Regions from separate parts of the Homo sapiens genome. Here regions 1 and 2 are each linked to region 3. Evidence: chromatin loops called from intact Hi-C (ENCODE). Cell type or tissue: prostate gland. All regions are shown on one strand.

What was found. Hi-C counts contacts between places; a loop is a spot of excess contacts. Peaks named below come from ENCODE experiments on the same cell type or tissue, not always from the same donor. Only the 100,000 strongest peaks of a DNase experiment are listed, where the experiment ranks them.
Region 1: a loop joins it to region 3, with 3.0 times the contacts of the local background. A loop is called at or near these places in 4 of 110 quality-filtered maps.
Region 2: it touches region 3 in a loop (1.8-fold over the local background); 6 of 110 quality-filtered maps call a loop at or near these places.

The regions. Positions count from the first base shown.
Region 1 is chr2:177,978,387-177,986,386 of GRCh38, forward strand. All of the region lies in intron 2 of PDE11A (phosphodiesterase 11A), which reads right to left. Among named protein-coding and RNA genes, the nearest start is that of PDE11A, 90 kb to the right of the region's middle. In prostate gland, a CTCF peak has its summit at 4,995 (motif pointing right); a DNase peak (open chromatin) is centred at 6,555.
Region 2 is chr2:177,879,707-177,887,706 of GRCh38, forward strand. The region is part of intron 4 of PDE11A (phosphodiesterase 11A); the gene reads right to left. Among named protein-coding and RNA genes, the nearest start is that of PDE11A, 190 kb to the right of the region's middle. In prostate gland, no CTCF peak of the experiment used is centred here; DNase peaks (open chromatin) are centred at 3,015 and 6,260; H3K27ac peaks cover 2,451 bases.
Region 3 is chr2:177,794,899-177,802,898 of GRCh38, forward strand. All of the region lies in intron 9 of PDE11A (phosphodiesterase 11A), which reads right to left. Among named protein-coding and RNA genes, the nearest start is that of PDE11A-AS1, 130 kb to the left of the region's middle. RefSeq lists an enhancer at 2,825-3,392. In prostate gland, a CTCF peak has its summit at 4,851 (motif pointing right); no DNase peak of the experiment used is centred here; H3K27ac peaks cover 2,607 bases.

The DNA.
Region 1 (8,000 bases), 180 kb after region 3:
CACCAGTTAGAATGGCAATCATTAAAAAGTCAGGAAACAACAGGTGCTGGAGAGGATGTGGAGAAATAGGAACACTTTTACACTGTTGGTGGGACTGTAAACTAGTTCAACCATTGTGGAAGTCAGTGTGGCGATTCCTCAGGGATCTAGAACTAGAAATACCATTTGACCCAGCCATCCCATTACTGGGTATATACCCAAAGGACTATAAATCATGCTGCTATAAAGACACATGCACACGTATGTTTATTGCAGCACTATTCACAATAGCAAAGACTTGGAACCAACCCAAATGTCCAACAATGATAGACTGGATTAAGAAAATGTGGCACATATACACCATGGAATACTATGCAGCCATAAAAAATGATGAGTTCATATCCTTTGTAGGGACATGGATGAAATTGGAAACCATCATTCTCAGTAAACTATTGCAAGAACAAAAAACCAAACACCGCATATTCTCACTCATAGGTGGGAATTGAACAATGAGATCACATGGACACAGGAAGGGGAATATCACACTCTGGGGACTGTGGTGGGGTCGGGGGGAGGGGGGAGGGATAGCATTGGGAGATATACCTAATGCTAGATGACACATTAGTGGGTGCAGCGCACCAGCATGGCACATGTATACATATGTAACTAACCTGCACAATGTGCACATGTACCCTAAAACTTAGAGTATAATAAAAAAAAAAAAAAAAAGAAAGAAAATGGCTTACATGAATTTCTCCTTTTTATCTTTAAAAGCTTCCCCCTTTCCCCAACCCCTTTGGATGTGTCTATGGTTCACCATAGCATGCATATGTCCCAGATTGCAATCCCTTGCTATTCCTGAATAAACTTCTTTTTGGAAAGTCTGTCTCTGCTGTTATTTTAGGTTGACATATAAAACTAGTGACTTCTTCCTACTTTATAAACAATGTGTTGGGGGTGACCAATATAAAAAGAAAAAGAAAATGAAATATGGCTTACATGGTTGGTAATTATTTTTATATTGTTATGAGATAGCCAACTCAAGGTTCAGGATGCATAAATGCTGTCTTGTGAGTTGCCTAAGGCCTTGGTGGTTTGTCTATATAGCAATGTTTTTGAAACATGGAACACCTACAAAGAGGTAGGGTTTTCCTGGTATGCAGCGTCTCAATTCTGTGGAATCCAGGGACTTGCATCTCTCTGACAGCTTTATTACTCAAGTGTGAATGGATATCCTCAGATGATCTTTTTTTTTTTTTTTTTGAGACAGAGTCTCACTCTGTCGCCCAGCCTGGAGTGCAGTGGCGCAATCTCAGCTCACTGCAAGCTCTGCTTCCCGGGTTCATGACATTTTCCTGCCTCAGCCTCCCGCGTAGCTGGGACTACAGGCGCCTGCCACCACGCCCGGCTCATTTTTTGTATTTTTAGTAGAGACGGGGTTTCACCATGTTAGCCAGGATGGTCTCGATCTCCTGACCTCATGATCCGCCTGCCTCAGCCTCTCAAAGTGCTGGGATTACAAGCGTGAGCCACCGCGCCCGGCAGATGATCATTTTTATCAAACAATAGTGAAAACATCAAACAATAGTAAGAACATTTGTTTCAATAAATAATGATCCCCAAATATCAAGATTATCTTAATCATCCTTTTAATCTCTCTGAAGCAGTTGACAGTGCTGATAGCCCTCCTTCTTGAAACTCCTCCCCTGACTGCCATGACTATGGGTCACAGTCAAAAAAGTTTCAAACCTACTGCTTTAAGGTAGACCAATAAGTAGAAAGTGACATCCTAAAAAAAAAACGAAGAATACCAGCTAAGGAGAAATTTTAGGCATTATAAATCAAGTCTATCCCGATATTCCCAATTCTATCTCTGATGAGTTAATAGAAATCTAATTTGATAGTTTTAGCTTTTATATCCTATGACTAATGTCCAATCAACTGTCTGTATTGTGTAACTATTGGTCTAACCGTAATTCTTTTTTAACTGCATCAACCTGTGGCATTGTTATAAATTAAACTTTTTTCTTGGTTTGGATTTTTGATCAGTGAATGGAGTCAAACTGTAACATAGACATAAGTATTAGTAAAAATACGGCACTTACTTTGACCTTTGGAAGACAGCTGTTCTCAGAATGATTGGGTTATTCTCACTGATACAATTTTGGGTTCTAAGTTTTAGCCCAGGTTCAGTGTCTCTGACATCTACACAATTCAATGCAGATTTATTTAGTTTTTTATGAAGACATTGGTTGGATTTTTTAAAAGAAATTCTTTTGAAGCAGAAAATTGACTCCATGCAGATTTTTCACTCTGTTGCACATATTAAACTACAACAATTTGGGTGATGGAAAAAAGCAGAAATAATTTGAGAGGCGTGGGCGAAAAGGCCAATAAGGCTATAAAAATTTCGAATTACAAAGAGTCAAGAGAATATTACCAACCTTTTATTGTCAGAGAAATGAAGAGTCTTACTTGTGCCCTTGAACATGAAAGGTGGGGTTGTCAGTGAATTTCAAGAGCAATTCTTTAAATAGAGGTGGGTGGTTCTCAATGAGACATGAGGGTGGTGTGAAAGTGGCTACGACCTTAAACCAGTGAGAACTAGATACACACACACACACACACACACACACACACACACACACACACACAGCAGAAGGTAGAGTTAAACCAATCTCAGTTAAAATCCCAGCTCCTTCACTTAATAGCTGTGTGATCTTGGGCAAATCACTTAACCTCCAGTAAGCTAGTTATCTTGACTTGTTAGTATCTTGGGAAGATAATAATAGCCTTCCTGAGATTGGTCCTAGATGTAAATAAGACAATTTTTGTCAAGTGCTCATCAAAGGGCATGGCAGAAAGTACTAGCTCAATATTTACTGTATTAGTTTCCTAGGGCTGCTATAACAAAGTACCACAAATTAGGTGGCTTAGAACGACTGAAATGTATTGTCTCACAGTTCTGGAGGCTAGAAGTCTAAAATCAAGGTGTCAGAAGGGTCCTGCTCCCTTTGAGACTGTAAAGGAAAGATCTTTCCTTGCTGTCTTCAGGTTCTGGTATCCCCAGGCATTTTTTGGTTTATGGCAGCATAACTCCAGTCTTCACATGGCATTCTCCCTGTATCTCTTCACAGAGTCTTCCCTTCTGTGGATATTGGTCTCTCTCTGTCCAAATTGACTCTTTTTAAAGGACACCAGTCATATTGGATTAGGGTCTACCCTAATGAACTCATTTTGACTTGATTACCTCTGTAAAGACCCTCTTTCCAAATAAAATCACATTCTGAGGAACTGGGGTTAGTACTTCAACTTATCTTTTGCAGGGGTGTGGGAAGAACACAACTCACCCTATAACAATTATTTATGAAATTATCTTGCTAGAAATATTCTGCAGGAGATACATTAGTACATGAAGTACTTCAAAATTGTAGAATATCATTCTCTAGTGATTCATTTTCTGTTTCTTTTCTTTTTAAAGGAAGGAGTACTCAGTCTTTTCAATGGAATGACATAGGTATGAACTTAATGAGTATCCTTCCTGCGCTTAGCTGAATCCGGAAAGGCAGGATATTGACTCCTTTGCCATTCTATAGATTCCTGGTCTTGAGGCAAAGAAAACTGGCACAGGCCTTTGCGACTGGGCCTGCAAAAGTATATACTACACAGAGAAAGGGCATGTATCCTTACTTTGAATGGTGTGCTAATCGTCTAACAACTTCAATTGTACTAATCACGAATGGAAGAGAACGGCTCTTTAATGGAACTTCAATGAATATAAATTACATACTTACTAATCAAAATGAATCCTTTTCAGCTAATTTCTTTTTTTCTCCTTAAATGTCTTGAGTGAGTAATATAAGCTTTTGTTATTTTTTTTGGCCAGTTTTCTCTGCCATAACCCTGATTGTAACTCCACTCTCATCATGGAACTTAATGCCCAAACACTACACATTAATTTCTATTTCTTCATATGTTTTACAAAATGATATATATTTTTGCCCCAAACTGCAACATGCTATGAAGGCTTAATATTCTAACATTGCAATCATGGGTACAACCTAAAAAAAGACTTCAAATTAGTTAGCAAAGGAAATAAAAATAGGACTCTCTGGGGACAGAATGCAGGCCAGTAGGGGATACGACACCTTGGTGGGGGTTTTTAGGGCTATGTTGATTCATTCAAATGCCTTAATGACCTCCTATGACAGAACCATGTGGCAGAGAAAAAAGATTCATATGCCAATGTGAAGGGAGAAGAAGAATCAAAATGAGGAGGAACAGATTAAATATTTCACAATTTAACAAGATGATATTTAAGGCACCTAATTTCTTGCCTTCTAAAAACTGCTAGCAAAATGTAATTTCTTGATAGCCAAAAAAAAGAATTCAAATGTACACCAGCCTCTTGTTACACTATAAAAATAAGGCCAGGCATGGTAGCTCACACCTGTAATTCCAGTACTTTGGGAGGCCAAGGTGGGCAGATGGATCACTTGAGGCCAGGAGTTCGAGACCAGCCTTGTCAACATAGTAAAACCCCATCTCTACTAAAAATACAAAAATTAGCCAGACGGGGTGGCACACACCGGTAATCCCAGTTACTTGGGTGGCTGAGGCACAAGAATCACTTGAACCTGGGGGAATTTGCAGTGACCTGAGATCGCGCCATTACACTCCAGCATGGGTGACAGAGTGAGACCCTGTCTCAAGAAAAAAATCATGAAAAATTTAACTATAAATCCAGACTTCATAAAGCAAACATATTTTCCCTTTGACAGTATTAAGTAATTTAGAGATTTATTTCTAAATTTAGAAATTTATTTCTAATTTGTCCTCAATAATAGTCATTTCTCACTTTGTAATTTGTCTTTACCTTGGTTTTCTAAAATAGTGATTAAAAACAAATAATTACACGTGCTAGGGATGCACTTCTTAAAGAAACTTAATTTTAGATTCAGCCCCATTGAGGACCTGCTGTGTTTGTTAAGTGGGCAGCAGTGATGGATGAAGGCCACACGGTGGCACTATAAGCAATGGGCTACTGATGCACCTTTTAATCAACATCTACTCTAAAAAGTGAGCCAGTCCAAGTAGCTTTGAGAAAACTGGAAAAGTCTGAGGCTGCAATGCAGAATAAAGATGAATAAAGATTACATAAATGAAAATAAAGCAGCTATAATCAAAACCACACTCTAGGCCATCTACCAAACCTAAGAAGCCACTTACTGTGATAAATTAATTACTTAAAAAACAAACAAACAAACAAACATAAATGCATGAGAGTTTTGCTATTTGGTGGACTAAAGGAAACTTTTTTGTATGTTCTGGGTTTCTTAATATTTTTTATTTTGAAATACATGGCACTGATGAATTTATCATTGAACTGCAAGATAGCCAGAAAACTAAGAATTATTAGTTCACTAGATATAGCCATAACATAAACAAGTTTAGTCAGCAAGTCTGTGTAATCTGATTGTTTCAGTCAACTAAGCAAGGCAACTGACTTTGACAGCTTAGAAAAGTGACCTTCTAGATGAAGAGTTCTGAAGGTGATTGGAAGCTCTTATCAGAAGTGCATGACAAAACCGACTCCCAAAGTAGCACCAATTAATAAAACAAATTAGCAATATACCTTCTCTTTAATGCACTGGTGCTCGTATTTCCTTCTATGAAATTTTTTCTACTTAGCAGCTATCAATCAATACCAAAACGATTATCTCTTGCTGTGCAATTGTTGGACAGCTTGGGAAGCGAAGTGGTTTATATAAAAATTTGAAACGTAGACATGAATGGAAAAGACCACTATAATTTGAAAGTGGCTTACTGCTACCCTGATTTTAGACTGGTGCCTAAGGAAAGAGCTAAAAGTGATGCATAGCAAACTGCATGAAATTGCTTGCTCTTGTAAACAGATTGTAGCAACAGGGTAAGGGAAAACTTAGACTATATATTAAAAATATAGAATGAATACCTTTCTCATGATACCATACCATATTGCTGAAGATAGGGGTGAATGGCATACATATACTTTTAACTGAGTGAAAACAACTCCAGAAAGAAAGAAAACATAGGTTATATCTGTGCCTCCTTGGAGCATTTTCAAATTATAGGATTGTATTCTTTATGTTTTTATTCTTGATAAATTTGCACCTAATTGTATGTTTCAGTTCCCAATTAAATCAAGAGCTCCTTGGGATATATAATGTATCTGCTAATTTTTAACTCCTCCATGGTTATAAAAATCATATTAATAAAATAAAAGCTACACATGTTAAGTTCTCATTAGATGCCAGATATTGTGATAAGTACAGTAGATAGCATTATATACATAAACTTCACCAAAAAACCCCCATGAGATTAGGACTAATGCTCTCTCTATTAATAAAGAGAAAACAGAGGTATAAGTTAATTTGCCAAGTACTACTACACACTACTAAGTAGCAGAGCTAAGTTTTGAATTCAAGAATACCTTCTACCAAAGCTCCCAGCTCGCCTTGTAGAGCAGAGATTGAAGCATGGTGGTTAACAGCCACAGTGCCTGAGGTCTACCCAGCTCCAAAGCTGACTGGCTTTATGGTCTTTGGCAAGTTGCCTAGACATTCTGTGTCTCTATGTAGTTGTTATTATACCACCCAGCAGTTCATAAAGTAGAAATTCAAAAACTCTTACTGAGAACCTTCCAACTTCTCTCAGCTATCTCCAACCAGTTGCTCTAATGAACAAATAAATCAATTGGCATTTGATATAATTGAAATCAGGTGCATATTTGATTTTTCCAGTAATGGTCTTCAATTGCTTCTGACAGTCACTGTGCTGTGACTATTATCACTTCAGGTGATTATAGTTAATATAGTGCTTTTTTTTCTTCAACAACTCTACTAAAATGTCTACATGTCAAATAGAGTTGGTAACTGAAATTAATAATGTAGATACATAGTAAAGCTTTCTTGAAAAGTGATCATTTAGAGTTCTGAATTTTAATATTACTATACCTCATTGAAGGATTGACACAATTTACCTCCAGCTATTTCATTTAATCTGTGCGTTGCTGTGATTTGAACTAAAATTACACAAGGCAAGGAACACAGGCATAACAGAGGTTCCTCTCATCTTCAGGGGACTCATTGAAACAAAAAAAAATCAGTAAGGGATAATATTCTCTTCTCACTTGCAATGGCATTTTGGGCATTCAGCCTCTATATTTAGAGAAATTCATTAATTCTTTAATCAGTGGCATGGAGGCAATGCAAGAATTCTGAACTCAACGTTAAGAAACACTATTTTCATCCAAACTTTGCACTGTGTATCTCACTGAACAAGTCTTTTCTATCTGCCTCAGTCTCTTAATCTGTAAAATAAGAGGATTTCTATTGTTGAACTTTAAAGTTTTAAGAATTGATACAGTACAAAGACAAAAAGTGGGATTGCAAGAGTTTTATAAATTGCTATGTGAAGAGCAGAACAATGCGCAAGTGCTTGCATTTGCTTCTTTAAAGCTTACACATTATGTTGCAGAAGGGTGGAATTGCCCTAAAAAACATAAGCCAAAGTGATCTTTAACCAAAACCCTTTTATCTAGAACAAGTTCTCTCAAATAGGAAGCTATCAAACTATTTCAAGCAGCAAGGAAACAAGGCAAAAAGGATCCTTTTGCTCACTTTCTGAGTCCTTTTTTGTCCAAAAGTAGAGTAAGATTAACCCCACCCTGTTGTATGCAACTACAAACACTGCAAAGAATAGTGATAGCACTAAATTACCATGACCCTGTAGGATCGGGGGAACACACAGGTAAAACACACCTGTTATCATCTTCCACCTGGAGACCTTCAGGAAAGTGGGGATTCCAGATCCTAACACCAGGCTAATCCATCCTTGAATCCCTTCCCCATTCTCAGCTTTGTCTTCTCTCCTGGCACAGAGTCAGCCTTCAGGAGCCATGAAACTAGAGAAGCCGAGGACAAACAGAAGCATCTCTAGCAGCAGGGTCAAAGCCTTTTCACAGTCTCTGTGTGCCTGCT
Region 2 (8,000 bases), 85 kb after region 3:
CTGAGGGATATAAGAAATGGAATAGGAAATAATAGCGTTTCAAAGCCATAGAACCTGTAGATCTACAGAGAATGGATAAGATATATACATCTCTTAATGAAATGACAGGATGTTTGAACTCTTGTAAAAGAAGTTGGAGAAACTACTAAAAGGAAAAAACACTTTTTTCTAAAATGTTAGAACATCTTACTCCAACATAAATTACAAGCTGAAAAGAAAAATAGGGACAAAACTTTTATTTGTTTTGTTTTCTAAATTCATTTTTAATGTATAAGGGGAAAGTCAAGGACTATGTATCATTCAACTTCAGCATTCCATAGAATGCATTAGCTGTGTCCTCCAGTAAAATGGCTTATGGTGCCATGATCAAAGTCAGACACTGTATTCATGAACCACGATTGACCTTGTATGTAGGAAAGAACTGAACCTTCCCTAAAGAGAGGTCTGGCCTTTGTCCTTGGCTCCTGAGAGATAATCTCTAAACCCTTGTAATGCCTGATTAATGTGCAAAGAGTAACAGTGTGATTTAGAATGGGGGCTTCAAGCCACACCAACAATATGATTTGGGTGGGAGCTTTGGGACACATGGTATCAGTTGACCACTGGAGGAAAGGAGTCAGAGGTCAGCCGCATGGGCAGGTCAACCCTATTTTTGTGATCAAGCCCCAATAAAGACTCTAGACACTAAGGCTCAGGCCCCGGTTGGCAAAATTTCATGCATCTTGTCACACATGATAGCCAGGAGACATTGACACTATCCATGACTCCATGAGCAGAGTCCACATGTGGAATTTTCCTAGACTCTGCCCCATGCTAATGTTAATCTGTATGATTTCCTGTAGTAAACTGTAACTGTGAGTGTAACAGCTTTCAATGAGTTCTTTGAGCCCTTCTAGCAAATTACTGAAACTTAGCATGGTCTTGGGAACTCCAAAACTCATAAATGGTGTCAGGAATGAGGAAAGTATTGTAGACTATGTTCCCTAACTTTACACTTATATCATAATTCTTAGGTTCCTGTGTCTTTAGAAGAAAAATGAAGATACTAATCTTCATTAGTGTCTTTAGAAGAAAAATGAAGATACTGATGTTTACTGATCTTTGGTTAAATATTGATTATCCAGTGTGTATAAAGTACTGGATAGCACAGGGAGATACCAAAGAAATAATAAATAAGGTCTCTAACCTTTTAAGACTTAACATTTGTGATGGTTAATTGGTATGTGTCAACTTGACTGGGCTAAGGGGTGCCCAGATAGCTGGCAAAACATTATTTTTGGGTGGTCTGTGAAGTGTTTCTGGAAGAGATTAGCATTCGAATCAATAAATTGAGTAAAGAAGATTGTCCTGAGCAATGTGGGTGGGCATTGTCCAATCCACTGAGGGCTCAGATAGAAAGGAAGAGGAAGGGCAAATGTGGTCTCTTTGTTTGAGCTAGGACATCCATTTTTCCCCTGTCCTCAGACACTGGGACTCCTGATTCTCTGGTCTTTGAACTCAGACTGAATTACATCACCAGCTTTCCTGGTTCTCTAGCTTGCAGACAGTAAACTGTGGGACTTCTTAGCTTCCATAATTATGTGAGCCAATTCCTAGAATAAATATCTTTATCTCTATCTATCTATCATCTATCTGTCTATCTATCTATCTATCTATCTATCTATCTATCTATCTATCTATCCATCTATCTATCTAGTCTCCTATTGGTTCTGTTTCTCAGGAGAACCACAACTACTGCAACATTTTAAAGAAGAAAAATTTAAAGTGCAAGGTGAGTTGACCTCTGAGGTTAGATTCACAGCCAAATTGACCCTGAGTCATCAGATTATTTGGCAAGGCAATATACATGTGGCATTAGTCCGTGATGAGGCAGCAAGATGAACAGTTGAGAAGTAACATAATTCTGGAGATGTAAATTCATCTGCCAGCCTCTCAGTCCTCAAAAGCAGGAGTGGGCAAAGGATGGCCCATGGGCCATATCTGGCCTACCACCTGTTTTTATTAATAAAGTTTCATTGTAACAAAGCCATACTTATTAATTTAAGTATTGTCTGTGCCTGCTTTCTACTATAACAGTAGAGTGAATAGTTGCAATTGAGATCGTGCAGGCCACAAAGCCTAAAATATTTAGTAGACAGACCTTTATTTTTAAAAGTTTGCCAACTTCTCTGGTGTAGAGCCATTTCTAGGCCAGATCAGTTATTTTTGCTAAATTGTTAATGGCTAATGATAGGTTAATGTATTAATATTCCCATGTAATATAGCTATATTCAGAAAGAGGATTCTTGGAGACATAATCTTTTAATTTGAAACAGTATTGCAATGATAGAAATTTTAGGCACCAGGGTAAGTGGTAAGAGATATACTCGAGGATATATCCCCAGTTGGCAGGGGACAGTTCCACTCCAATTAAGCCTGTTGTCCAGGGACAATTATTAATAGTGCCCACTTTCACGCTCACAAGTGTCTTTGAATAGCAAATTCTAGGCAGGCAGGCCATTGGCTGCTCCTCAAAGCATCAGACAACTTATATTTTTAAAAAGAATTGAAAATATAATGCATTCAAAGAGAAAATTGTTTATAGTCAGATACCTGGGTTAAAAAATAAAACAGCAAAAACGGCTTAAATATTTGGATATAATTTAACGGGATATATAGAATGACATTGCAGAAATTATGACCAATACCAAATAGGTGAAGGCATAAATAAAATAGAATAGAATTTATGCTTTATTCCTGACTTGGACCAATTATATAATTCTTAGTTTTATTAATTTTAAAAGTTTACTATCTAAATCCAACTTTGATTTTATTATACATTTACTAAATGAACATGGATTAAATAAATTAATATACACACACTAAGTAAAAAAGAGAATCTTATAAGGGAAATATCAGAAGTGGTTTCTAAATCAATGACACAAAACAACTGGTTTCAAGCTTCCTTTGCTGCTGATCAGCCCTGATTATTGCACCCTGGGGAAGGGAGTGTACCTGCCAAGTGAAGTAAACAAAACATCTCCCTGCTTGTTCTTTGGAAAAGCTCCATGGACAGAAGTCTTTTTGATTTGGATATTTATCAAGTGCTAGTTGGTCTGGCTTCTCTCTGTTCTTTTAACTTAAAAACAAGTTAAAAAAATAAAAACTATACTCAAATAGATATTCCGGGCACCAAAATAAAAATTATCTACTAAGTAATCATGATTTTTGTTTTCTAATTTTCTGAATCTCTATTTTTCTATAAGAGGACTACTCAAAATGGCAAAAGAATGAATTAAATAGGCCAAGTGTGGTGGCTCACACCTGTAATGCCAGCACTTTGGGAAGTCAAGGTGGGTAGATAACTGAGATCAGGAGTTCGAGACCAGCATGACCAACATGGTGAAACCCCGTCTCTATTAAAAATACAAAAATTAGCCACGCATGGTGGCATGCACCTGTAATCCCAGCTACTCAGCAGGCTGAGGCAGGAGAATCGTTTGAATCTGGGAAGTGGAGGCTGCAGTGAGCCGAGATGCACCACTGCACTCCAGCCTAAGTGACACAGCAAGACTCTGTCTCAAAAAAAAAAAAAAGAAAAAGAATGAATTAAACAATCATCTCTTACTATGCTTCTTAATAAATCTCTTACTTATGCCAATTTACTCTAATCATTTATTCATGCAGTCAGCATTTATCAAATACTTAGTGCACCAAGCACTGCTATAGGCTCTATAAACACCAAGGGGCACAAACCATATCCTATCCTTGAGAAACTCACAACACAGTACAGAGAAGCAAACAGTTCACAAATGTTTCACCACAATGTATGTCCAAAATGCTACCAGTGCACAGAGGAAGGTGTTAAGGAAGTCTTCATGTGAACTGTGTGACAAGCAGGAACGCTCTAGGCTGACAAGTGGGGGAAGTTTCCCAGGCTGAGGGAACAAATCAGTTCGTTCTGGGAGAAAATAGAGAACTCTCAAAAGAGTTTAACTGAACATAATTCAATAAAGGGGCAAGCTATAGAAGTGTGGGTAGGGTGAAAAGAAGCCCATAAGGAATGGTGAGGCACCCAGGCACTAGCAACTTTGGAAAGCAGTTAATACTCCTAGGTCTGAGGTTACACAAGAGGGAGGGAGGGGAGAAGGGAAGGGTGATTTTGAGATCCTGGAGGTGATTTTGATATCCATGTGAAGAGAAGCCATGGAAAGATCTAGCCACCACTAGAACTGGTAAACAAGGAATGAGGAAAATAACTACACCCAATGTCTTTCACTCCTCTGGCCCTTAAATCTTCTGCTCATACCTTCTATTTGTCAAACCCAACTGGCAGCCAGAGGACAAGAAAGCCCAAGTGGTGTGGTAAGCAAAGATCAGCCCTCAAGGGCACTGAGGTAAAGACAGAAAGACCAACCATAGGTAGTTGGGGAGTGGAGAGGTTCCAGAGAGTAGCCAGTAGAGTTGACAATGTTGAACTTTACCTGAGCTCTGTGCTCCCCCAAAATAGTAATGATAAAGAAATCTCCCTATCACTGTTCCAGAATTGGCTATCCTCAACAGACCACTCTGCCCTAGCACATTTCAAAATAAGACATTTCTCCATCCTTCCTCATGACTCCTGTAAGGCTCATGAATGATGTAGGTAACTCCCTTGTCTATACGTTTCTGTGAAACCCCATCTTTTTCTTTGAGATGTTCACCATTAATGAGCATTCTCCCTATTGCAATAGCCAGATGAAATGATCTTCATTGTCTGGTGCATTTTGTCTTTCACTGGGACTATTTGCACAAAGATATGCATCTTTTGTGTTAATAGGCTAGTACATGCTTAGGCTGACCATGGGGAGGTGGGGTAGAGGTGAAGTAAAGGATAGAGCAAGGCTGAGGACCAGAGAGGAGAACCGCAAGTTAAGTTAGAAGCAGAAGTGATGGGCCTTGAATGTTGGGTAGTGTGAGCATTATTATACAAGCAATAGACAACTACCAATGTTTTGAATCATAGGAGAGGCCAGTGCATGTTTAAAAAGAAGCAGTAATTGAAAAGAAGAGTGCCCTCTTTGCAAGCAAGAAATGAGTCAGGAGAAAAATGTCCTAGTGAGAGATCAGTAAAGACACAGTGAAGAAGGTGGTAGAAAGAGTGAGAAGGAAGGGCTAGAAATGATGTTTCAAGGTAGAAGCAACAGATCATAGACACAAGTGAATGTAGAATAGTGAGAACGACTTAGAAACTACTCTACAGTTTTTAGCTTGAGTTACTTACTAAATGGTGATGGTTCTATTGGCTAAATAGGAAATATCAGAGGTGGAGAAGATTTGGGATGGGATGTAATGGAGATGGACAGTGGGGTTAGGGGTTCAGTAGTTGAAGATTATATAAATATATATATGCATACATATGTTTATTTAACATATAAATGATTAATGATGTGAGTTGATTTACTATATTGATATACAGTTATTAATAAAATGAGTTAATATGTATGAACAAGTAATATGATACATTAATGATGTGAGTGTGTGTGTGTGTGTGTGTGTATATATAGTACTATATATGCACATTTTTTCAGTTAATATAATTGGCCCTCTTTATCCATGGGTTCTGCATCCACAACCAAATGCAGGTCGAAAATACAGCATTCAGGGCAATGTGAAACCTGCAGATACAGAAGGCTGACCTTTCATATCTGTGGGTTCTGCAGGGCTGACTGCAGGACTTGAGTGTGCATAGATTTTGGTATCCATGCGCTGTCCTGGAACCAATACCCAACAGATACTGAGGGATGACTGTGTATATAACAATAATAGTTTGGGTAATCATCAGAGGATTTTTTTTTAAATACTCTCCACTTTGCACACTAGAAAAACACTTGGAGCAAAAATCAAACTGAATTTAAGTGGGCTTCTTTATAGGGAGAAGGAAAATCAAAGAAGGAAAGGTAGGGAAATGGAAAGTAAGTGATATAGAAAGCAAAGGCTGAGGCAATTTTTGCAACTCACTTGAGAAGGAGGGCACTGAATTACGGACTGCCCCAGAACAATCGGAGGATGCTCGCCCCATCTCTTCCCCTTGAGTGTAGGATTCAGGAAGACTGTCTAGTTCATTGGCTTAACTGTATGTACATTTACATAAGGACCAAGGAGCTAAGGAGGATATAAGAAAACAAGTGTGCCTAGCTAGCTTATGCTTCACAGTTTTGTAAAGAAACTCCAGACACTAGCCAGGTATTTATAAGCTTAGTTAGAAAGTACTTCGTAGAGTTCTTAACAACGAAATAGCTGCCAGCCATCAAGATGATACATGAGAAGAGAACACTTGTAAAAACTAGGACTTGAGACAGTGCCTTAGGACATAAGATTAAAATGTCTACATTCACTTTCCTTGACTACACACAAAAATAAATAGAAATAATAGTAAATGCATGAGCTGGAAAGAACTAAGAGAAGTGATAGGAATTGCTTAGACAGGTTCATAGGATGGAATAACAGTAAGCAGGGAATATTCAGTTCAAGGAGCTAAATAGTTCCTAATGTTAACAGCAGCAGCCAGCTATGGAGCAATCTTTCCTTCTTCCCAGTCTAATGGAAAATGCCATTGACAAAATCACTTAAAATCAATGGACTGAAACACTTAAGAGAAGCAAAAGGGTGCAAAATATTAATTTTGTCAGGAGAAAGGGCTAGAACAGCATTCCTCATTTCTATTTTTGGCATCCATTCAGTAAACTGAACAGTTTACACCTGAGTGCCTAGCTTAAAGACCACAAATGCAGTTTCTAAACACAGAGTTAAGATCTTGGTGAATCAAAGCTTCTACAACCAGAATTAATTTTTTCTCCCTTATTCCCTTCAAATATAAAGGCCATAAAACATAAATTTGCAATAAGCAGTTTTTTTAAGTATTAGAATCACAAAATACAAATAGAACTTTTGTTTTCAGGAATTATTCTAATAAAATAGAAATAAAACTTACTTTTGGAGGGAGAAACTTTTATTTTCCTGAATGATACTGTTTTGTTTTCTAATTATAAAAGTAGTGTACAGAATGCCAGTAGAGATGGTGCTATAAGTTCATGCTTTTACACATCTGATCTTTTCCAAAAACAGAGCAAAGACTGATAAAACACAGAGGAAATCAGAAAGACATTTAGAGATTGAAAGGAAGAGAGAAGAAAAGGAGAGGGAAAGGGAGGAGAAGGGAAAGGAGGGAAAAGATCTCTAAAGTCACAAGCCTGAAGACATGTAGGCCTGCTGAACTCCAAGTCCAGAAACAGGCTGGCAGTGATGGTCGGAATTTCAGCTCCTGCTGGGGTGTGGGAAACAGGTGACCCAGCTTCACCCCAAGAAACTGAACCAAGCTGCCTCTAGCTTGGTGTAATATTACTACATAGCAGGAAATCTGAGCCACCAGAATAAGTCTTGGTTTTTGATTAGGGGTCAGGAAGCTGGGCAAACTATTAGACAGGTAGGAAAGAGGGCAAGAGAGAAAGAAAGAAAGCAATGGCATAAGCAAACAAAAACACTCTCCCATCCAAATCAGCTGCAATCCCAAATTCAAAAACACATAATTAATACAAACAACTAAATCAACAACCTACATAATTGGACAAAAAATACTGAAGAATCTGTTAAGCTAAAAATTTGAACACACCCATAATCAGAGATTGATAGATGAAGAATAGAAAAGTATTAAGAATATAGATGACTTGGACAACATTTCATTCTTGATTAACGGGGTCTTAGGAAACGTCGGCTGGACAAGCCGTTAAAAAAGAAAAAAAAAAAAGATTTTCCTCAGCTGGGTGCGGTGGCTCATGCTTGTAATCCCAACACTTTGGGAGGCCAAAGTGGAAGGATTGCTTGAGCACAGTGGTTTGAGACCAGCTTGGGCAACTAGTGGAACCTCATTTCCACAAAAATTAGCTGGATGTGGTGGTGTGCACCTGAAGTCCTAGCTACTTGAGAGGCTGAGGTGGGAGGATCACTTGAGCCTGGGACGTCAAGGCTGCAGTGAGCTGTGA
Region 3 (8,000 bases):
CCTCAATCTCCCAAGTAGCTGGGATTACAGGTGCCCACCACCATGCCCAGCTGATTTTTTGTGTTTTTAGTAGAGATGAGGTTTCACTATGTTGACCAGGCTGGTCTTGAACTCCTGACCTCATGATCCACCTGCCTCGGCCTCCCAAAGTGCTGGGATTACAGGCATGAGCCACTGCACCCAGCCGGTGTCTGGTTTTTAAAATGGCATTCTAACCTTTATTCTTATTTCATTCTACGGGATGAATTTAATCACGGAAGTTGAATGTGAGGTTGGGAGATGGGTCTGATGGGGCCAAATTTGGAGTTTCTGGACAATGGGAGGAGTGTTTAGGGTGGGACACACTTTTGGAAATAGACATATAAAAATAGAGGGTTTGAAAACTTCCTTACATTCATCACCTGGTGACATCTGATGACAGGAACGGGAAGGGGCTACAACAGGTAGGTTTCTCCAGTCTCTGCTCTGGGCCCAACACCTGAGCCAATGTTCTGATTGGCTCCTGTTTGCTTCCATTCCAAGAGCAGATGTTTTTGCTAGAAAGTGTTGATTACCCGCTTCGGCTTAACTGCCACAGAGTTTATCAATATATGTGATGTCACACACACACATTTAGGGCATGGAGAAGGGGGTGGGGGCTTTTATGCTCTTTGTTTTTAGGTGCTAGTCAAAGACCTTCTGAAATGCCTTCTTGGGTACCTAAAGTCAGGCCTCTCCTCTTTCCACTGGGCAGGGAATTGAAGATAACCCCAAGCAGGTTTTGTTTTACCCTTTATTGATATATGATAATTTACATATTTATGGGGTACATGTGTTTGTTACACGCAAAGAATGTATATAGATCAAATTAGGGAAACTGGGCTATCCACCACCCTCAGTGTTTATCATTTTTATGTATTGAGAAATGTGGATCCCACCTCCCTAAGACTCTGCATCATCACATACTTTCAGGTGGTTAGGGAGGGCCACGTGAAGCAAAAGTCTCCCATGTTGTCTCTGGGGATTGTAGATAATTATTACTATTATTTTGTTTAAACTATATATATATATATATATATATATATATATATATATATATCTTTGCTTTAAGATGCCAGTATGGGGCTTATGATCTAGAGTGGAGAGAGTGGAGTGAAATATATCTTAAAGTGATATATATATATCTTTGCTGTAAGATTTTAGCTACAGTAAGTCTTTTTGGAAAGGCCTGACTGTGACTTTAAGGCCATAATGAAGGCAGGTGCTGGGATGGAGACACTCAGAACAGGAGCCTGGTTAGTGTCTTTGTGACACTCAGGTGACTGACTTGTGAGAGTTGGCCTGGGCCCCAAGCTTTGAAGGGCTCCACTCTGTCTCTTCTATCCCCTGGAAAGAAAAGTCCATGGATTTCCGGGACGATGTCATTCAGATTATATTCCAGGTACCTGGGATCAGCCAAACTAAATTCCAGGTATCTCAAATTCCCCCAGGTACCCCAAATGCCCCAAGCCCATTGCCAGTACCTGCATGGGCTTCCCCCTGAGATTTGGGCTCCTCTGGATGCACCTCTGCAGGGGCTGTGTGTGGGGTTGACCAAGTTTGAAATGTGCATAATGTAGGGCTCACACCTGTTAAAATCCAGCACAGTGTGGAGGGGGATCTAGGGGGAAGGGGAGGTGAGTAACTCCAATGTCTTCTAAACGGTTTGTAGGCTTAGTTCCTTCTGGTTGGATTTGGGGTGTGATCTGCCACCTTTTGATAGCAGCATCCTGGTACTGTCCCCTTATGACAGCACTATCAAGATACTGAGCACTGGGCCTAAAGTGAATGTCAGTTTCTTACTTGGCCAACTATAAACACGGCTTTCATAAGCCAATGTTTTACAAGAGAAGCCAGCAGGCAAAGGCATGGCTGTTCCACTACAGAAAGCTGTTCTCTTTCGCACACTGTGGGGTAACTGACCTGAGTCAACTAACTTAGACTCAGCAACTGCTCCAGAAAAAAGTGAGCTGCTGGAGCCCAACAGAGACACTGGCTATTACTCCTAGGATCTGCACTGTAAAACCAAAAGCATTAGGGTTGAAAGAAACAGTTTCCTTACTGACAAGTTAGTAATTTTCAGTGAGGTAAAAGAGGAGGAGGAGGACAATACATTTCCAAGGGTGCTTTATTCAGTTTGAGCTTTTAAATCAATGGGCAAGTCTTCATTATTTACCCTTAATTACTGTCATCACAGTCTCATAAACCAGAAGCATGCCCCCGGTGTAGAAAACAGGCCCTTTACCTTGGCTCTCCTCCCACTTCCATCAGGGCAGCCAAGGGCTCCAGTGGTAAATGCTCTCCTGCAACTGATAGGACATTCCTCAAAAGAGCCCTTGCGGTACAATTTGTACAACATGGCCCTTTGAAACAGATAGATCTGAGCTTGAATCCTGGCTCTACTTCTAGCTGTGAAATGCAAGCCACAAAACCTCTCTCAGCAAGTTCCTAAACCTTTCTGAGCCTCAATTTGCTCACTTGTCAAATGGGAATGATACTGTGTACTCCATGCTGTTTTGGTGAAGGTTCAATAAAATACATATGCAAAACACATAATTAATGCCTGACACATAAGCATTTAATAAATATAGCATTTCAAAAAGGACCAAAATAACATAGCAAAAGCAGAAGAAATAAGAAGAATGTAAGGTAATGAAAGAAAAATTTTAAACAAATAAACCAGAACAAATGCATCCAAATAACAATTACTTCTTAAGGCTACTATGGGGACTATGTTAAGTTACTCCAAATGTTCTGCTGTGTTTGGGAACTCTTATCCAGGATCTCAAAGTACGTTCCTTAGACCATGACAGTGGTGGCAAATCATTTGAGAGCAGATTTGATTTTGGAAAACCACAAAAATCATTTAACAGAAAATAAAATAAAAACATGATCAACAATTTTGTTTTAAAAAAGTATGATTATGAAATACTAAGATAAATTTTATCTTCTCAGCTGCCAACATGATCTCTCTAAAATGTCAAACTAATCATGTTCCTCTCCTGCTGAAAACACTTCAATGATTCTCCACTGCTTTTAGAATCAAGTTCAAATTCCTTCATGTAACACAAGCATCCTTTGTGATCTGACCCCGGGTAGCTCTCCAGCCTCAGGCCCTGCCTCTCCCCTGCTGTGCCCTTTTCCCTGTCTGCATTGAGGTGCTTGAATAGCATGCTACTTCAGTTCTCCCTACTTTTACCTATGACTTTCCTTCTCCATGGAGCATTCCTGCTAGTTGTCTTTAGAAATTGTATAGCTCACTGCTACCTGTCACTCTGAAATTGCCTTCTATGCAAAGCAGTTATGTCTGACTTTGAACAAGATGCCCCCTCCTCTATGCTTCCCCTAACATATCTACCTCTTTCTTGGAGCTCGTTACACTTGGCAGTAATCATACTTTCATTTATCTCTGTCCTCTATTAGACTGAAATCACATGAGATTGTACTACAGCTTATGAAATTTACATAGTCGTAGTCTACTCTATGCTGTTTTGGTGAAAATCGAGTTCTTGGCACATAATAGGTGATCCATTCGTAACATTAATGATTATTTATCTTACAAATCTCATGGTTTCCATTAAAGTGTTTCAAACATATTTAAATGATGATATAATTATTAGAAGTAGTACATAGACTCCCCTGCAGACTATTTGCAGAGAAGCACCATTTGTGCATACACATAAGTTCTTTTTTGTTGCTGTTAAAAAATTACCTTACTGGATTCTGGTATAAAATGATATCTGATGAAGAAAGGAGTAGTGGAATATAACCCTAAGTGTAAAACAAATATTGGTGTATATATATCCTGAGTATATAAATATATTGAGATAAATAAACACATAAACAGAGAGAAGAGACAAATATCCCATACAAAAGAATTCTAAATAATATATGTAGATAATTCCTCTTCAAGGAGGTGGAGCATAACTCCCCACTCCTTAGGTGTGAGCTGTGCATAGTGACTTCCTTCTAAAGACTACAGTGTAGAAAGAGGAAAAAAGAGTAACTGTACATTGGGGAAACCTGACAAACACTACTTCCACCAGACGATCAAGGTTAACATCAATCATGGTAAGTCATTTTGATAGTATGTCCCCTTGATATGATGTGATTAAAATGGCACTTAACCTCTGTGCCTTCCTCCCCCAAACCCATAATTTTGGTGTAATCGTGAGGAAAACATTGAACAAATTCTAATAGAGGGAAACTCTACAAAATACCTGACCAGTTTGCTCGAGACTGTCAAGGTCAACAAAATTGAAAAGTATGAAAAAGTATCACAGCCAGGGAGAGTCTAAGGAGACATGATGAATCAATGTAATAGGGTATCCTGAATGAGATCCTGGTACAAAAAGGGGATATTTGGTTAAGATTAAGGAAATATGAATCAAGTATGGACTTTAGTTGATAATAATATAGCAATATGGTTCATTAATTATAACAAATGTACCATATCTTAATAGAGGAAACTGGGTATGAGGTATAAGGGAACTCTCTGTACTATCTTCCCAATTTTTCTGTAAATCTAAACTGTCATAAAATATAAAGTTTATTTCTAAAAAATGATACCTCACGGCTGATTCTCCATGTAAGTTCTCCCACTTTCCACAGAATACCTAAATGAAAACCTAGAAACCATCAATAACTAAAACTGATAACCTACTACTAGAATATGAGAAGAATTTTCACCAAGTATAAGGCAGATGCAGCTGGACTCAGAAAAATAACTAGTAGCTTAACCATGCTTTATCTCCACCCCCAAAATGAAGCAGTCCCCCTTGGTCTGAAAGAAGATGGGAAGGCATTGTTCTGAAAGCAGTCTCCAGAGGGCAGTGTTCCTTTCTGTACTGTCTGAGCTCTCATTCAGAGACCCAGGATCTGTGCTAACCAGAAAATTAACCAGTTCACCTTCTACTGAATGGTAGCTGTTTTTGAAGTATTCGCTTTCATCTTGTGGGAAAGAGTCACTGCAAATAAAGCACTGTATGATGGTGGGGGGTGGGGGATGTTATAATATAAATAACTACTACTTTTGACATTATATGAACACAGTGGTAAAGATTTTACTGGCGTTAATTCACTTCATCGTTATTAACAATCCCACAAGGTTGGGAAGTGAGAACAATGAAGCACAGAGAAATTGACCTGCCCTGAGATGCACAGGTAAAAAAGTAGCACAGCTGAAATTAAAATCCTAATAGTCTCAGAACAAAGGTTAAAAAAAAACCTTAAGAATAATCCTAACAGTCTAATTAAAAAAATTTTTCTTTTTTTTTTTTGAAACAGGGTCTTGCTTTCTTCCCCAGGCTGTGGCATGATCATAGCTCAGTGCAGCCTCGAATTCCAGGGCTCAAGGGATCCTGCCACCTCAGCTTCCTGAGTAGCTGGGACTATAGGTGCATGCCACCATGCCTGGCTAATTTTTTTTCCCTTTTGTAGAGATGAGATCTTGCTATATTGCCCAGGCTGGTCTCAGACTCCTGGCTTCAAGCAATTCTCCCACCTTGACCTCCCAAAGTGCTGGGATTACAGGTGTGAGCCACCGTGCCCAGCCTCTAACAGTCTAATTTTAAAGCCTGCCCTTTTAATCACCTAACTGTAGTTCATTCAAAAACCCTCGTAGCAGCGTATGCTGAGGATTGAGATTCTTGTACTTTAATTATGATTTTTATTTGTATTTTACTATACTTGATCCACTCAACAAACATTTCCTACATGCCTACTGTGTGCTGCTGGTACTGGGCACATAATGGTGAACCAGACCCATAGACATATTTCTATACATAAGGGATCCAGAATCCACTGAGACCTGATGGGGGGAAGAATATTCCATCTCAGCCTAGCAGGAGTACACTAGATCTATGTCTACATGCTAGATGCTGAGAATCAGCCTAGTAACTAAATATTAGTACATAAGTTTGCTCCCCTTTTGTATATCTAACCAAGGAGATTCAACAGGACATAAGTGGACCACAAAAGAGCTCAGGGGCAACCCCAAAGTCTTGCCTGTTGGCAAACACTGCAGTCCAAGGGAAGGAGAGAAGCACCCTAAAAACCCAGAGAGAATGTTTTAATACATCTGATAATTGTTTCATGCATGCAACCTTTTAGAAATCTTATGCTTAGTATCTTCAAAGATACAAGAAGAAAGAGCATCATTGAAAGTGGATCAGAAAACCATATAGGCAAAATATGTTTGAATGAAATTTATAAAACAAACAGAAGAATGAGTTAACATAGTTCAACTGTCACTTGCTCAGGGTGGTCTCTCCTGAATGTATCCACAGTAGCCCCATATTTTTAGTCACTTTTTATTAAAACATCCTGCTTTATTTTCTTTATGATACAGTATAATAAATTTATCTTGCTAATTTATTTGTTTACTTGTCTACTGCCTGTCTTACTAGAATATAAGGTTCATGACAATATGAATACTGTTTGATTTTTAACTGCTGAGTCCTCGGTATGGAGAATGGTGACTACCAAAAAGTAGAAGCTCAACAAACATTTACTCAGTGAATGAATATATAGACAACAACAGAGATGGTTAAAATGTGGAACAGTTTCAAAAGAACTCAAATTATAATAGCAGAATTTAAGCCCACATTGGAGTTAATAAATATTTTTTAAATGCAAGAGCTCAGAATCAACAATCAATGGAAAAGAATGCAGAACAGAAATGGGCCAACACTTATTTTTTAAACAATGGTGCCAAAGTGATCCCATGGAAAAAGAAGAACTTTTTAATAAATGATAAATATTTTATTTAAAAATGAACCTCAATGGCTATCAAGATGAATCATAGAGCAAAATGTAAAAGCTAAACCCAAAAAAGCTTTTAGAGGAGAAAACAGTACAATATATTCTTGATTTGTGGGTAGGCAAAGGTTTCTTAGATCACTAATAGCAATAAGCTTTAAATTAAAAAACTGATAAATTAGACTTCATCAAAGCTAAAAAGACACCATGAAAAAATCTTATCAAAAGACACCATGAAAAAATGAATAAGCAAGCTGCAAATTGGGTGAAAATATTGACAATACATATATCTGACCAGGGACTAGTATCCAGGATGTATAAAGAACTCTTCCAGTCAACAATAAAAAGACAAGCAATCCTATTAAAAGTGGGCAAAAAAATTGGACAGCTCACAAAAGAAGACATCCAAATGGTAAATAAGCACATAGAAAAAGAGTACAACATTTTTAGTCATAAGGGAAATGAAAATTAAAGCCACAATAGAATATTATGCACTTACCAGAATGACTAAAATTAAAATCAATGATAGCATTAAATACTGGTGAGACTGCAGAACAACTAAGACTTTCATAGTTACTTGATAGAAATGTACAATGGTATAGCCACTTTGGAAAAATATATACCTGGAAGTTCTTATAAAACTAAACACATACTGACCTTTTGACCAAGTAATACTAGGTATTAGCCCAAGAGAAATCATAGCATATGTTCACAAAAATACTTATACAAAAATGTTCATAGCAGCTTTATTCACACAGCCCCAAAATGGAAATAGCCAAAGTATTGATCAAGAGGAGAATGGATAAACTATGGTATAATCATATAATAAAATGTTACTTAGCAATTAAAAACATCAAAGTTATATACCCAACCTGGACAAACTTCATATGCATTATGGTGGTTGAAAGAAGCCTTACCTAAAAGAGTACATATTGTATAACTGAATTTACATGAAATTCTAGAACAGGTAGAATTATGGTGGAAAGAATCAGAACACTGGTTGTGTCTGGGGGTAGCAGTGATATCCTGGGGACGGAGCAAAAGGGAACTTTCTGGGGTGATAATATATCAAGACATTTTTCCTATTGAAAAATAACAAAATTGTTGTTTTAAGCTAATACATTTTGGGGCATTTTGATATGCAAGATTAGATTACCAAAACAAAAAGATTATGCCTAACCAAATGTTATGAATACAGGTATATTCATACTGCAAAAGCACTT